Linked DNA regions of Homo sapiens: region 2 is linked to region 1. A link is a contact called in ENCODE Hi-C data. All regions are on one chromosome and are shown on one strand. Each heading gives the region's core, a stretch centred on a gene start or an enhancer-like site at or near the end of the contact. The rest is flanking DNA. Distances are from core to core; before and after follow the strand shown. Region 1 holds the start of VAPB (VAMP associated protein B and C). Region 2 holds the start of LSM14B (LSM family member 14B).

The links. Hi-C counts contacts between places; a loop is a spot of excess contacts on that map. Pooled maps may share reads with other maps.
Region 2: a map of CD4-positive, alpha-beta memory T cell shows a loop between it and region 1 (24-fold over the local background). The contact joins the promoter of LSM14B here to the promoter of VAPB in region 1. A Hi-C loop is called at or near these places in 1 of 168 maps with a recorded cell type or tissue (CD4-positive, alpha-beta memory T cell), 1 of 37 single-sample maps with no recorded cell type and 7 of 50 pooled maps.

Annotation. Positions count from the first base shown.
Region 1 is chr20:58,385,443-58,391,708 of GRCh38, reverse strand. VAPB (VAMP associated protein B and C) reads right to left here and starts at 2,480. Exons shown (of 6, transcript NM_004738.5): 1 at 2,192-2,480. The coding sequence starts at 2,249. RefSeq lists silencers at 1,952-2,071, 2,332-2,771.
Region 2 is chr20:62,118,419-62,124,435 of GRCh38, reverse strand. LSM14B (LSM family member 14B) reads right to left here and starts at 1,961. Exons shown (of 9, transcript NM_144703.3): 1 at 1,643-1,961. The coding sequence starts at 1,769. It overlaps LOC105372706 (a long non-coding RNA gene), which reads left to right and starts at 752. Exons shown (of 3, transcript XR_936963.2): 1 at 752-980. RefSeq lists enhancers at 385-1,072, 1,073-1,761, 1,762-2,449 and silencers at 1,113-1,652, 1,813-2,902.

The sequences.
Region 1 (6,266 bases), core at 1,231-3,730:
ATACAAAATTTAGCCAGGCGTAGTGGCACATGCCTGTATGTAATCCCAGCTACTCAAGAGGCTGAGGCAGGAGAATCACTTGAACCTGGGAGGCAGAGGCTGCAGTGAGATGGCGCCTCTGCACTCCAGCCTGGGTGACAGAGTGAGAACTCTATCTCAAAAAAAAAAAAACTACTAGTGGCATCCCAAAGGAGCCCAGTCATCTCAGTGTTTGTGCCTCTGTGCATGCAATTTCCTCTGTCTGAAATGTTCCCCACCCTTTCCTTCTTTGAGCCTTCTTCTACTCGACCTTTATAACTGAGCTCAAATGACACCTCTTTCAGGAGTTGACCTCCTCAATGCTCCTGGAGCACTCTGGACTACCCTACATCATTGTCCTGTCCTGGCTGTTATTCTCATCTGCCCCCTTCCCTAAAGTACTGGGAGGAGGTTGAGGGAAAATAGGAGAGTACAGCTGATATAACTTGGCTTCTCTGGGTATCTGACACACAGATCAGGTACTCAGTAAATGTTTGTGGACTAACCGAATGAACCCACCAATTATCAGGAGAAGCCAAGCCAGGCCTCCCAGATAGAGAAAGAACTTCAGACAACTCAAGTGGAAACTAAGGCTCACTATTTTCACTTTAGCTACCTGGACTTCTTTCCCAATCTGGCATCCCCAGAAGGCCATGAGAACATCATGAAAGCTCAAGTACTATCCTGGAATTACAATCCACGGTAGGTTTGGTGGGGTTTTTCGGTTTTTTCATTTTAATTGGAAAGCCTTTGGTTCTCTGTAAATTCAGAGTTATTTCACATTGTTAACTTGGAAGGCAAAGTGACAGCCACCGTTCTGGAGTATTTCCCAGCGATCAGACAGCAAAACGGTTAAGAGCGTGAACTCTGAAGTCTGGGTTCAAATGTACCATTTGCCAACTGGGTAACTTTGGGTAAGTTACCCTACACTACTTCCCAATAGGACATATAAACTGGAGAGCCTCTGGCCATTCATTCATTCATAAATACCAACTGAGCATCTACTGTGAGTCCGGTGCTAGCGATATAGTGGAGACCCGGCCTTCCAATCTAAAGTACGCTTCCATGGAGTCAGACTGTTCCATTTCCTACACAGCACTTAGCACTATCTGCAATGATCTTGTGTGTTGGTTTGTCTGTCCTCGTCGGAAGGTAAGCTCTGTGAGAGCAGAGGCCTTATCTGTCTTGTGCATCCATCACCTCCCCAGAGCCTCCCACATCACTGGATACACGCAAAAAGAAAGAATGAGCATGTCAGACAAGAACTTTTACCTCGTGGCCCTGGTGAAGGTAGGAAAAAAAAAAAAAAAACAAAAGTAACAACATAGAAAACATAAAGGCACAAATTACAGAGGTAATAGTATCTGGGAGAAACCAGGGTCATGGCTTCCCATCGCCGCAGGTGTTGCTCCAGACAGCTCTGCGGAGAAAAAGGATCCCAGCACCGTGGCAGCCTCCTTGCACCGCAACCAGGAGACAGCATGAGGGACGCAGTGAAAGGAAAATGGGCCCAATCCCATCAGAAGTCCTGAGGAGGTTCATTTGTTGGTTCAACATGTTCATCTGTTGGTTCAACAGGTATTTATTTACTAGGCGTATAATGTGTGCTGGGTACACAGCAGCGAACTGACAAGAGCCTGTCCTCATGCAGTTTCCCTTCTAGTATTGAAACAGTGATTTTGGGTATGAAAAGTGCCGTGCTGACCACGAAACAGTGACGGAATAGGGAATGACAGCAGGTGTGCACGGTGGCTGGGTGGTCACAGCAGGCCTCTCTGAGCAGCTGACACCTCAACTAAGCCCTGAGGTCAACACTGTCACGGAGCAGGGGAAGAAACTTCTAGGCAAAGGCAGCGGCGGAGGCTCACACTAGAGAGGATCACAAACTGGTAAGTTACAAAGTGACAAGTGCCTCGAAGGCAAGTCCCAGGAGGCTGGGGGTCGGGGAGGAGGCGCAGGCCCCGGCTCCCGCACCAGCCCTCTCGGGTCCCGGCCACTCCGGGCAGTTCTGGGGAGCGCGGCGAGCGCCAAGGCCCGGCCCGGCCTCGCCGCCCCCCGCGACAGCGCCGTCGGGGTGGGGACGAGGGCCGACGTCACCCGCCGCGCCGGGCTCCGTCCTTCCAGCACTGGGGCGGAGGCCGCGGGCAGGAAGGTGGCGGCCTCTGGGGCTTACCTCGGAATTTGAGCTCGTGCTGCGGCTCGAGGCTCAGGACCTGCTCCACCTTCGCCATGTTCCTTAGCGGCGGAGCACCTTTGGCGGGGAGACCCCTGAGAGGTCACCGGGGCGGGAAGCGTTAATGCTGCGCCCGCTTTAAGTTTTACAAAAAGGCGGGGACCGGTCGGGGCACGGGCGGGGGTCCTCTACCGGGTGGGCGCGCTGGGGGGGGGTCGGTCTACGCGGTGCAGGCGCAGGGGCGGAGGGCGAGGGCGAGGCCGCGGTGCCCGGCGAGCTGACGGCACGCACGCACGCACGCACGCACGCAGAGTCGTACACACGCACGCACGCAGCAGGCTGGCCCGCTCTGGCGGCGGGAAGCTGCGCCCTGCGCCGCCGGCTCCAGGGGCGGGGACTAAAGCTGCGCGCGTAGAGCCCCTTCCGGGACAGTGCGCAGGCGCGGCACAAGCCACGGGGGCGGGACTGCGGGGCAGTAAGGGGCGGGGCTTCGGGCCGCTCAGGAGGCGGGGTCTGTAGTCCAGCTACGACAGCCACCGCGGAAACTATTAAGGGCCCGCTGGGGGCCAGCTTCGTGTTAAGTGCTTTATTCAATAATAACAATTAGAATAAACTTCCACTTTTCTCTTGCTTATGTAGTGCCAGGCACTGTTAGAGACTTTGAATAATAGTGAAAGTACTTAGTATAAGTATAATGTTTATGGGTGAGTGATATGGGCTAGGCACTGTGACGTCTTGTAAATAATAATTATAAATATAATAAACTACCAATTATTGCTTATTTATTTTGTATCACTCTACTGAATGCTTCCAATAACAACAGCAACTACAATAAATACAAGCTACTCTACGTTAAATGTTTACTATGCAACTGGCACTGTGCTGAATTCTTTACTAGTAAATTCTATTTGTTTATGCAACAAATATTTAGAAATACAATGATCAGAAAAGCGAACCTGATTCCAATCCTTTTACTATAGCCTAGTGAAGAGACATCTTTTGAATAAATAACCACACACGTAAGTTAAATAATTAAAAATTGCTGGAGAATCCAGATCTGCTTGACCTCAAAAGTGGATACTCTACATCATGATTACCGTTTAAATTGTATTTCATTATATTATGTTTACTATGGAAGTTAAATAGGTGTTCTTAATAGTCTCCTATACATACCCATATAGGTGAGACAAATGTGGCAAATTGCTAGCAATGGCTGACTCTACATCGCAGGTATATGGTTTTCTTGTACTGTTTCTCCCACTTTGCTGTATACTTGAAATTTTTCATGATAAAAAGGTTTTTTAAAAGAATAGTCTTTGTATTTTAACTGGAGCATTTAGTCCATTTACATTTATTATATTTACTGATATATCTGGAATTATTTCTACCATTGTATTTTGTTATTTCTATTTGTCCTGCCTGGTTTTTTTCCCCTTTCCTTTCTTCTTTAGGGTTTATTTTTATTCTCATTCTGATTTTCTTCACCTGTATACTCTATTTCTAAGTTTTAGTGGTTACTTCAAACTTTTGGGCATGCATACTTACCTTGTGAAAGTCCAATATCTTTAAATATTTGTAAAAATGTCTTTACCCTGTTTCCTTAAAATATAAAGACTTTGGAGTACTTTAATCACCCATCCTCTAAATTATACACCTTAATGTAGTGTATGTTAAGTTTAACCTTTGCCACTGTAACCCCAAGAGACATTACTAAATTGTTTTATTCAGTCAACATTAGTTTAGATTCAGCCACACAATTACCATTTTTATCCACCTTTTCTTCTTGCATCTCAGCTTTCACCAACAGGATCACTCTCCTTTTGCCTGAGGTAAATCCTTTAAATTTTATTTTTTTGTAGCTTCGTTGGTGCAAATCCTCTCAGTTTCTGCTCATCTGCAAATGGATTCATTTTTGCCTTTTGTTGTTTTTATTTTATTTATTTATTTATTTGGAGATGAGGTCTTGCTCTGTTGCCCATGCTGGAGTGCAGTGGCATGATCGTGGCTCACTGCAACCTGTATCTCCCAGGCTGAAACAATCCTCCCACCTCAGACTCCGGTGTAGCTGGGACTAAAAGCATGCACCACCACGCCCAGCTAATTTTTTTATTTTCTGTAAAATCTCACTATGTTGCCCAGGCTGGTTTCAAACTCCTGGGCTCAAGTGATCCTCCTGCTTCAGCCGCCAAAGTGCTAGGATTACAGGCATGAGCCACTGCGCCTGGCCTTGCCCTTGTTCTTGACAGATATTTTGGCTTGCTTGCTTGAATGACAGCTGTCCTCTCTCAGCACACTTGATTGCCATCCACTGTTTGCCTGTTCCCCCTCATTGCTCCTCAGGAGTCCAGTGACAATCTTAACATCGTTCCTTCATAGGTTGTTGGTCTTTTCTCCCTCTTCTCATGTTCTACAGTTTTACCATGCTGTATCTTTTTTTTTTTTTTTTTTTGAGACGGAGTCTCGCTCTGTCCCCCAGTCTGGAGTGCAGTGACGCCATCTCAGCTCACTGCAACCTCCGCCTCCCATGTTCAAGCGATTCTCCTGCCTCAGCCTCCTGAGTCGCTGGGATTACAGGCACGCACCACCATGCCCAGCTAATTTTTGTGTTTTCAGTAGAGACAGAGTTTTGCCATGTTGGCCAGATGGTCTCAAACTCCTGACCTCAGGTAATCCACCCACCTCGACCTCCCAAAAAGTTGGGATTACAGGCGTGAGCCACCATGCCCAGCTCATGCTGTTATCTTTTTATTTATCCTGCCTTGAGTTCTTTGGGCTTTCTGAATTTGATGATTGGTGTCTTTCATTATTCTTGAAAACTCTCAGACAATACTTTTTTTTTTTCAATTTAATTTTACTTTTTTATTGTGGTAAGATACACATCACATAAAATTTACTCTCTATCATTTTTAAGTATCCAGTGGTATTAACAAGATTCCTATTGTGGTGCGACCTCACCATCATCCATCTCTAGAGCTCCCTTCATCTTGCAAAACTAGAACTCTGTACCCCTTAAGCAATCATTCCCCATGCTCCCTCTCCTAAGCCCCTGGCAACCATCATTCCACATCCTGCCTCTGTGAATTTGACTAGTCTAGGTACTTTTTGTAAGCAGAATCATACAATACTTGTCGTTTTGTGACTGGCTTATTTTGCCCAGCATAAAGTCCCCAAAGTTCATCCGTGTTGTATCATACGTGACAATATCTCTGTTAAATGTTATCTTGGATGGACACAGTGGTTCATGCCTGTAGTCTCAGCAATTTAGGAGGTCAAGGCGGGCAGACTGCTTGAATCCAGGAGTTCAAGACCAGCTTGGGCAACATGGTAAAACCCCATCTCCACAAAAAATACAAAAAAAAAAAAAAAAAAATTAGCCACGCATGGTGGTGCATGCCTGTAATCCCAGTTACTCAGGAGGCTGAGGTGGGAGGACTTGAGCCCAGGAGGTGGAGGCTGCAGTGAACCATTATACCATTGCACTCCAGCCTGGGGTAACAGAGTGAGATCCTGTCTCAAAAAAAGAAGAAATAAAAATAAATGTTATCTCAACCTCGTTCTCTCACTCTTTACATCTTGTAGTGTGATTAGTAGTTATTCAACTAATATTTTTCAAACTGTAGGTTGTTTTCCAACAGTGGCTTATAAAATCAATGTAGTAGATTGTTACCAGTGTTGAGAAAGAACGAGAATATAATATATTGGAGTGTATTGTATTATTTCATGAATCTTTTGTTTCAGTTGTATTTATTAATATACACATATCTATGGAGTGAGTCACAACTAAAATACATTTATTACTGTGGATTGTGAAAGAAAAAGAGAAAAGTCTTGTGCCCTTCTCCATGTCTATTAACCTCTCTATCACATCTTAATCTGTCCTCTTTATGTTCCACGTTCTGGATAGTTCTTCAGATCTTTCTTCTAGTCACTAATTATCTCTTAGGCTATTGATAAACCTGTTTCAGGAGTTTTTCATTTTGTTTATTTTTTTTTAAGCCTATAAGTTCTATTTTGTTCTTTTACATATCCAAGTAGTTATAGGTTGTGTTTTTTCTTTTTTTTTAATTATTATTTG
Region 2 (6,017 bases), core at 712-3,211, 3.7 Mb before region 1:
GCACCAATTGGTGAAGCTCCAGACAACAGACAGCTCTAGATCACAAAGATGACAAGGAACAATTTCACAGACTGACAGTCTGATGTGCGAAGGCACCAACGTACAGAGCTCTCAGCAAAACAAGGCTTGCTTCGTAAGGCCTCCCTGTTCACGTTTGACTCTGTAGATCCAACAGCCAGCCGGCTGCTTTATGCCCAAAGCCTCACCGCACATTGCGCCTGAGGAGGCAGTTTTCTCACAAAGGAATCTAGACGAGTGTTGCCCTTACCCTTCTATCCATAACAAACCTTGGAACAGCTGTAACAGAAAACAAAGGGAGACAGGGTCCCAGGATTATGGACCTCTGACCCCGGCTTCCGCATCTATAAGGAATTGAGTCTACTAACCCCTAACCAGCAGGCTTCCAGGAGCGCCCAAGTCTCTTTCTAGCAAGCCTCTAGGGGCAGAGGTGGGTGGGACAGCAGCCTCTAACTGGTAAGACACAACTCCTGCTAACTCCTGGGCCTACTCTGGGCCTCAGCTTCTCTAACTGGGCTCTCCTGTAATAAGTGTAGTGAGGTTCCATGGCTGCAAGTGAGTGCATAGCCCTGGCATACTCAACAAGCTCCTGAAGCCACGCAGGAGACGGGCTTCAAAAGGAGACACTCCCTGTTTGGAATGAGTGCGTTCTTCTACACATGAAGTTCCCTGTGACCTAAGCAGCGTTTCAGACGCGTCTAGACACTTCAAGAACCCCTGGGAGCCTAGCGCCAGATCCAGCACACACACGGGCTTAGGCAGACGTGGCTCCACGGGCACTTTTCTCTGAGAGGCAGGGGAAGTGCACTCCCCGTCTTCTCTGGGTGATGAAGACAAAGAAACTCTGGACCACCCGCTGCCTCAACAACCTCAGAGATTCTGACTCTAAAGAGCCCCCCTCCTGTAAGTCCTCCAGCGGCCACAGCCGGTTACGAGCACCCACAGGCGGCTGTCACCAAAAGGTAAGCCCCACAGTGGGAAGGTCAGGATAGAGCAGGAGAACCGTTTAAACCGGGGCATCTGGCTGCCAACGGATGCTTCTGCCTTGGCAGGAGGCCGCATTAGGACGCGGTATTTGTTCAGGATCAAGGCCCCAGCTGTCTAATAAGTTCCAGAAAGGCTTGCAGGATTCGCGTGTTGTGACCCCACCCCCAGCCTTCGGGAGACGCCGGGACACTGGCCCCGCCACCCGACCTCGAGGCTCCCCCGCAGGGATCCCCCCAGGCTGGCGGGGAGGAGGCCCGCTGACGGGAGCCGCCCTGCTCCTCGGAGCTGGCACCTGCAGAGGTGGGCTGGGCGGCCGAGGGGGCGGCACCGCGGGGGCCGGGCCCGCCCCTCACCAAACACCGCCGGGCGCCCGCGCACAATCCCGCCGCCCTGGGAGCCCAGGGAGACCATTGTGCGGCCGGCTACGCTGGGGGAGGGTGGCGCGCGGGAAGGGGGCGCCTCGGGGGCGTCCGGGGTGAAGGCGCGGGCAGGGGATCTCGGGCCGGGTGTGCCCTGGGTGGGTTCTGGGCGGGGTCTGGGCGCCAGGCTCCGGGGCGCCCCGGGGCGGGGAGGGCACCGCAGGCCGGGGCTGTTGGCGGACGGGGGTCAGCGGGCTCGGGCGGGCGGCGGCCGCTACCTTTGGCGAGCGCCACGGTGGAGTTGTCGGTGTCGATGGTGTAGAGAATGCCCTCGTAGCGGATCTGCGCCTTGGAGATGAGGCTGATCTTGCTGCCCAGATACGGGGTGCCTGAGGAGCCGCTCATGGCGGCGGCCGGGGTGCGTCGGGCCGCGGTGGGGAAGGAGCGCCGGGCCGCGGCCCGCTCCGCCGCCGCGCGGTGGCCTGGCCGCCCGCTCCTGCGCTCCTCCGCCCGCCGCCGCCTCCGCCTGGGCGCCTCCTCGCCACCGCCCGAGGGGCCTGCGCGGGCACCGAGCGAACCAAGAAGGGGCGCGCGACTGGGGCTCTGAGAGGAGCGCGGGGGAGGAGGGGCCGCCGCAGCCACATCCGGGGCCTCGCGCCGCCACGCACCGCCACGCACCGCCCCTTCACGCTCGCCGCCCATTGGCTCGCCGCGCCCGCCGTCCTTTAAATATGGCCGGGCCGCCAGCTGGGGGGCGGGCCCTCGCGTCGTTCCTGCGCAGCAAGGCGCCGCTGGCCGGGGGCGGGTCTCCCCGGCGATCCGCCCCACCCTCGGCCGGCTCCCGGCGGGCCCCTCGCGGAGCTGGGAGCACGAGACTGAGCGGGCGGGGGGAGGGGTGGGAAGCGGCCCGGGAGGAGCGCGCGTGCGCGTGGGCGGGCGGCTGCGGTTTGCACGCTCAGTGGGCGGGACCGGGGAGGAGCGCCAGGCCCCGCCCGCGCGCGTGCCGGCGCCGCCCCGGACCCTGGGCGCCGCGAACACGGGGGCTTTGCCCCCTTGGCCTCAGTTTCCCCTCCTACAGAAGTGGGGTCCGGACGACTCCCCTATCTTGGGCCAGATGCGCCTATAGCCCTCACCCTCATGGGGGACCGGGGAGTGGCGGAGGCCCTGGGCGCCGGGTGTTCCCGGGCAGCCCCGGGACTCCCGCCCCAGTGCCCAGGTGCCGGCGGGGGGCGGGCGCGGCGGCAGCTCCCGGGAAGGCGGCGCTTCCGGCGTGGCAGCCTCTAAATATAACATGCTGAGCACACTTTCTCTTTTAATCCTGCCCCTCCTCCCAAAGCCTGCCGCAGCTTTCCATTTCCCTTAAAATAAATTCTGACTGGCTACCGGGGGCCTCGGAGCCTCCGCTCGTACCCGGGGCTGCGGCCCGGAGGCCTTGCCCACCTCCCCGGCCGTGGAGGAAGCTCGGCCGCCCGCCGTCGCTTAGCTGCGGGCCCTCCTCGCGTATACTCCGCGTGATTAGTGACCGAGGGCGCGCGGTGTGTGCTTTTTTTGCTTCCGTCTTGACCGTGAACATCATCAGATCACGGACCAATATTGGGTCCTGGAAAAAAAAAGTAGTGGGTGGTGACTATAAAAATGCAATAGGCTGGGCGCGGTGGCTCACGCCTGTAATCCCAACACTTTGGGAGGCGGAGGCGGGCGGATCACTTGAGGTGAGGAGTTCAAGACCAGCCTGGGCAAAATGGTGAAACCCTGTCTCTACTCTAAAAATACAAAAAAACTAGCCGGGCGTGGTGACAGACACGTGTAATCCCCAGCTACTCGGGAGTCTGAGGCAGGAGAATCGCTTGAGCCTGAGACGTGAAGATTGCAGTCAGCAGAGATCTCACCACTGCATTCCAGCCTGGGCGACAGAGCTAGACCCCGTCTCAAGAAAAATAATAATAAAAATGAAATAGAATAAGCTAGAAGATATCAGATGGCGTGGTGGGTGGCTCATGCCTGTAATCTCAGCACTCTGGGAGGCCGAAGCGGGAAGATCACTGGAGGCCAGGAGTTTGAGATCAGCCTGGGCGACATATGGAGACCCCATCTCTACAAAAAAAAAAAAAACTTTAAAAAAAATTGGGCGAGTGTGGGGGCACATACTTGTAGTTCCAGCTCCTGGGGAGGTGGAGGCAGAGGCGGGAGGATCACTTGAGCCCAGGAGTTGGAGGCTGCAATGAGCTGTGATTGGACTACTGCACGCAGGGGTGGCAGCAAGACCCTATTTCTAAAGGAAAAAAAGAAAATAATAGTATCTCGCATGGTGAAAGTAAGTATTATTTTGTGAAATATTTAATTCACCTGTTTGTGTAAGTGTGGACTTGGTAAGGACCTAGAATGTGTTTCTGACTATAATAAGAAGATCTTACCTGCCCTGCAGGGTAGACGCTGTGACTCCCCATTTGACAGAAGGGGAAACAGAGGCCCAGCACGGGGGAGTCACGCAGAGAAGTTGCAGTCTGGCCTGGTGGCATCCTCCACAGGCTTGGGGCCGCATCACACTGTCTCTTGTCTCTTCACAAAGGTGAAGCCAACCTGCTCCCACCAGAGCCCGGCAATGGCCAGTAAGAGAACAGTGATGAGTTTAAGGAAGGGGACACAGGAAGCAGAAGAGAAGAGGGAAAATTCAGTTTCATCTGCCAAGATTGACCTGTACATTCTAGAATTGCTTCTTGGCTCCTGGAACATCATATGCAGGAAGAGAACAGAGACAGCAAAGCCATGGAGTCAGCCCAGCTCAGGGAGGAGAGGTCTCCAGCGACTGGGGCATCTGGCCCTGGGAAGCGCGACCCAGACTCTCAGCTTCTCAACACAGCACATCCTTCCCCACTTGGATATACAGGGTGCACCTGTCAGGAGGAGGTGCCAACCAGGTCTCCTGAGTGAGCTGGCCTGGTGATCCCATGTGGAGTCAAAGTCCTTCTGTCCCCCCACCCCACCCCATTTTCCAAGTAAGGAAATCCAAGGTCACAAATCCTGTACTTCATGCCTCCTAGTTTCTGAGCCACAGGCTTCTGGCTGTGTTGGGGGTGGGGTGCATGCTTCACTAGCAGGAGCTGATTCTGCCTTGAAAAGGAGCTGGCCTCTGAGCCCCCGGACTGAAGGCAGGGAGGGTGCAGTTCCCAGAGACCTCCGAGTGCCTGCCCAGCCCGTGGGTGTGCAGCTGGTGGCTCCCTGAGAACATTAGCCACCCTGCAAATGCCCAGGAAGGCAGAGGCTAAAAATATACGTAGTGCCCAGGTCCAGGAATGCAGGCCCTGCCATTCATTCCTTGGTATCCTGCCCAAAGTGGAGGGCACTTGGGTGAGGTCTGAGAAGGCGACAGTTGTGCCAGGCCTAAGTCGACCTGGACGTTCACTGGCATGGCTTGTTTTCCAGGCTGGGGCACATGTATCCAGCACCTCCACTATAAGCAGCTCTTTACTGTGCACAGGTCTGAACAGCCCACCTGCCTGGTAATCACCAGGCTTTAGACCAGCGAGCCCAAGGATTTGGAGGAATGAGCTGGGGCTTCTGGGAAACCCTGGGCCACTTGGACTGCCTGCCTCAGTTTCTTCATTTGCCTGTCCATCTCACTGGTGTGCTTGAGGACCCCGGAAGATCATGCCTGTGAAGGGCTTTGAGAGTAACCAGGGGCTATTCTGGAGGAACGTGTAGGAACTGGGTGTGCTGAGGGCACTGGGAGGGCCATAGGGACAGCTGGAGAGGTTTCTGCTGCAGCCACAAGCCACTCATTACGTGCTTGCTCTGTGTATGTAGGAGCATGCCGTGGTCCCCAGTGACAGGTGGGGAGACATGGAGTAAGGACCCTGCTCCACGTTGCATCACCAGTCTAGCTGGGGTGGCACAGGCCAGCATCCTGCAGCAGGTAAGGGTGCCCCACCACAGAAAACCATCCTGTGACTCTAATGTTCCCCTGAGCAAGAATGACTGGCACAGCCATTGATCTCACAGGTGTCATTGCTCAGTAGGCGCCACACAAAACAGCTGAGTTAATTCAGAGGGCGTTAACGATGGGTGGTCCACAGATAAGTCAGTGGTCTGAAGTGTGGCCACGTGCTGGTGAGACAGGACTCAACCGTCCCCGTCCCCTCATTCAGGATCTGGCGCAGGAGAGGGGATTGGGGAGGCCCTGCAGGCCTCAGGCCCCCTCCCCCGAGGAAGACCCTCCAACCGCACAGGTGCAACAGCACCAGCCTGAAGGGAGCTGAGGAGGGCACAGGTGTGCCGTGTGGGGAGGCTCAGGGCCAGCTTTGCTAGGAGGACTTCCGGGCAGGGAATGGGACAGTGAGGCCCAGGGAGGGTGTTCGGGGCACAGGGACCCACAGGTGGCTGGACAGTAAGGTGAGGAGGGAGGGCTGAGTTGATCCTGTACCATCAGGAATTCTCATGGAGGTCTGACCTGCTCTCTGTGAATCCAGTTAAAATCCATTTCCTCCTGCATGGGGCTCTGCAGGGCTGTTTTCCCGGGAGGCTGGATGAGCACCAGTGGGTTGAAGTTCAGGCATCCTCAGACCCTCTTCCCTCTTCCCATCCATCTCCCCCTCCTGCCTCCTGTCCCCCTTCCACCTCCCTTTCTCCCCTTCCCACCCCAACAGCCGAGTTTCC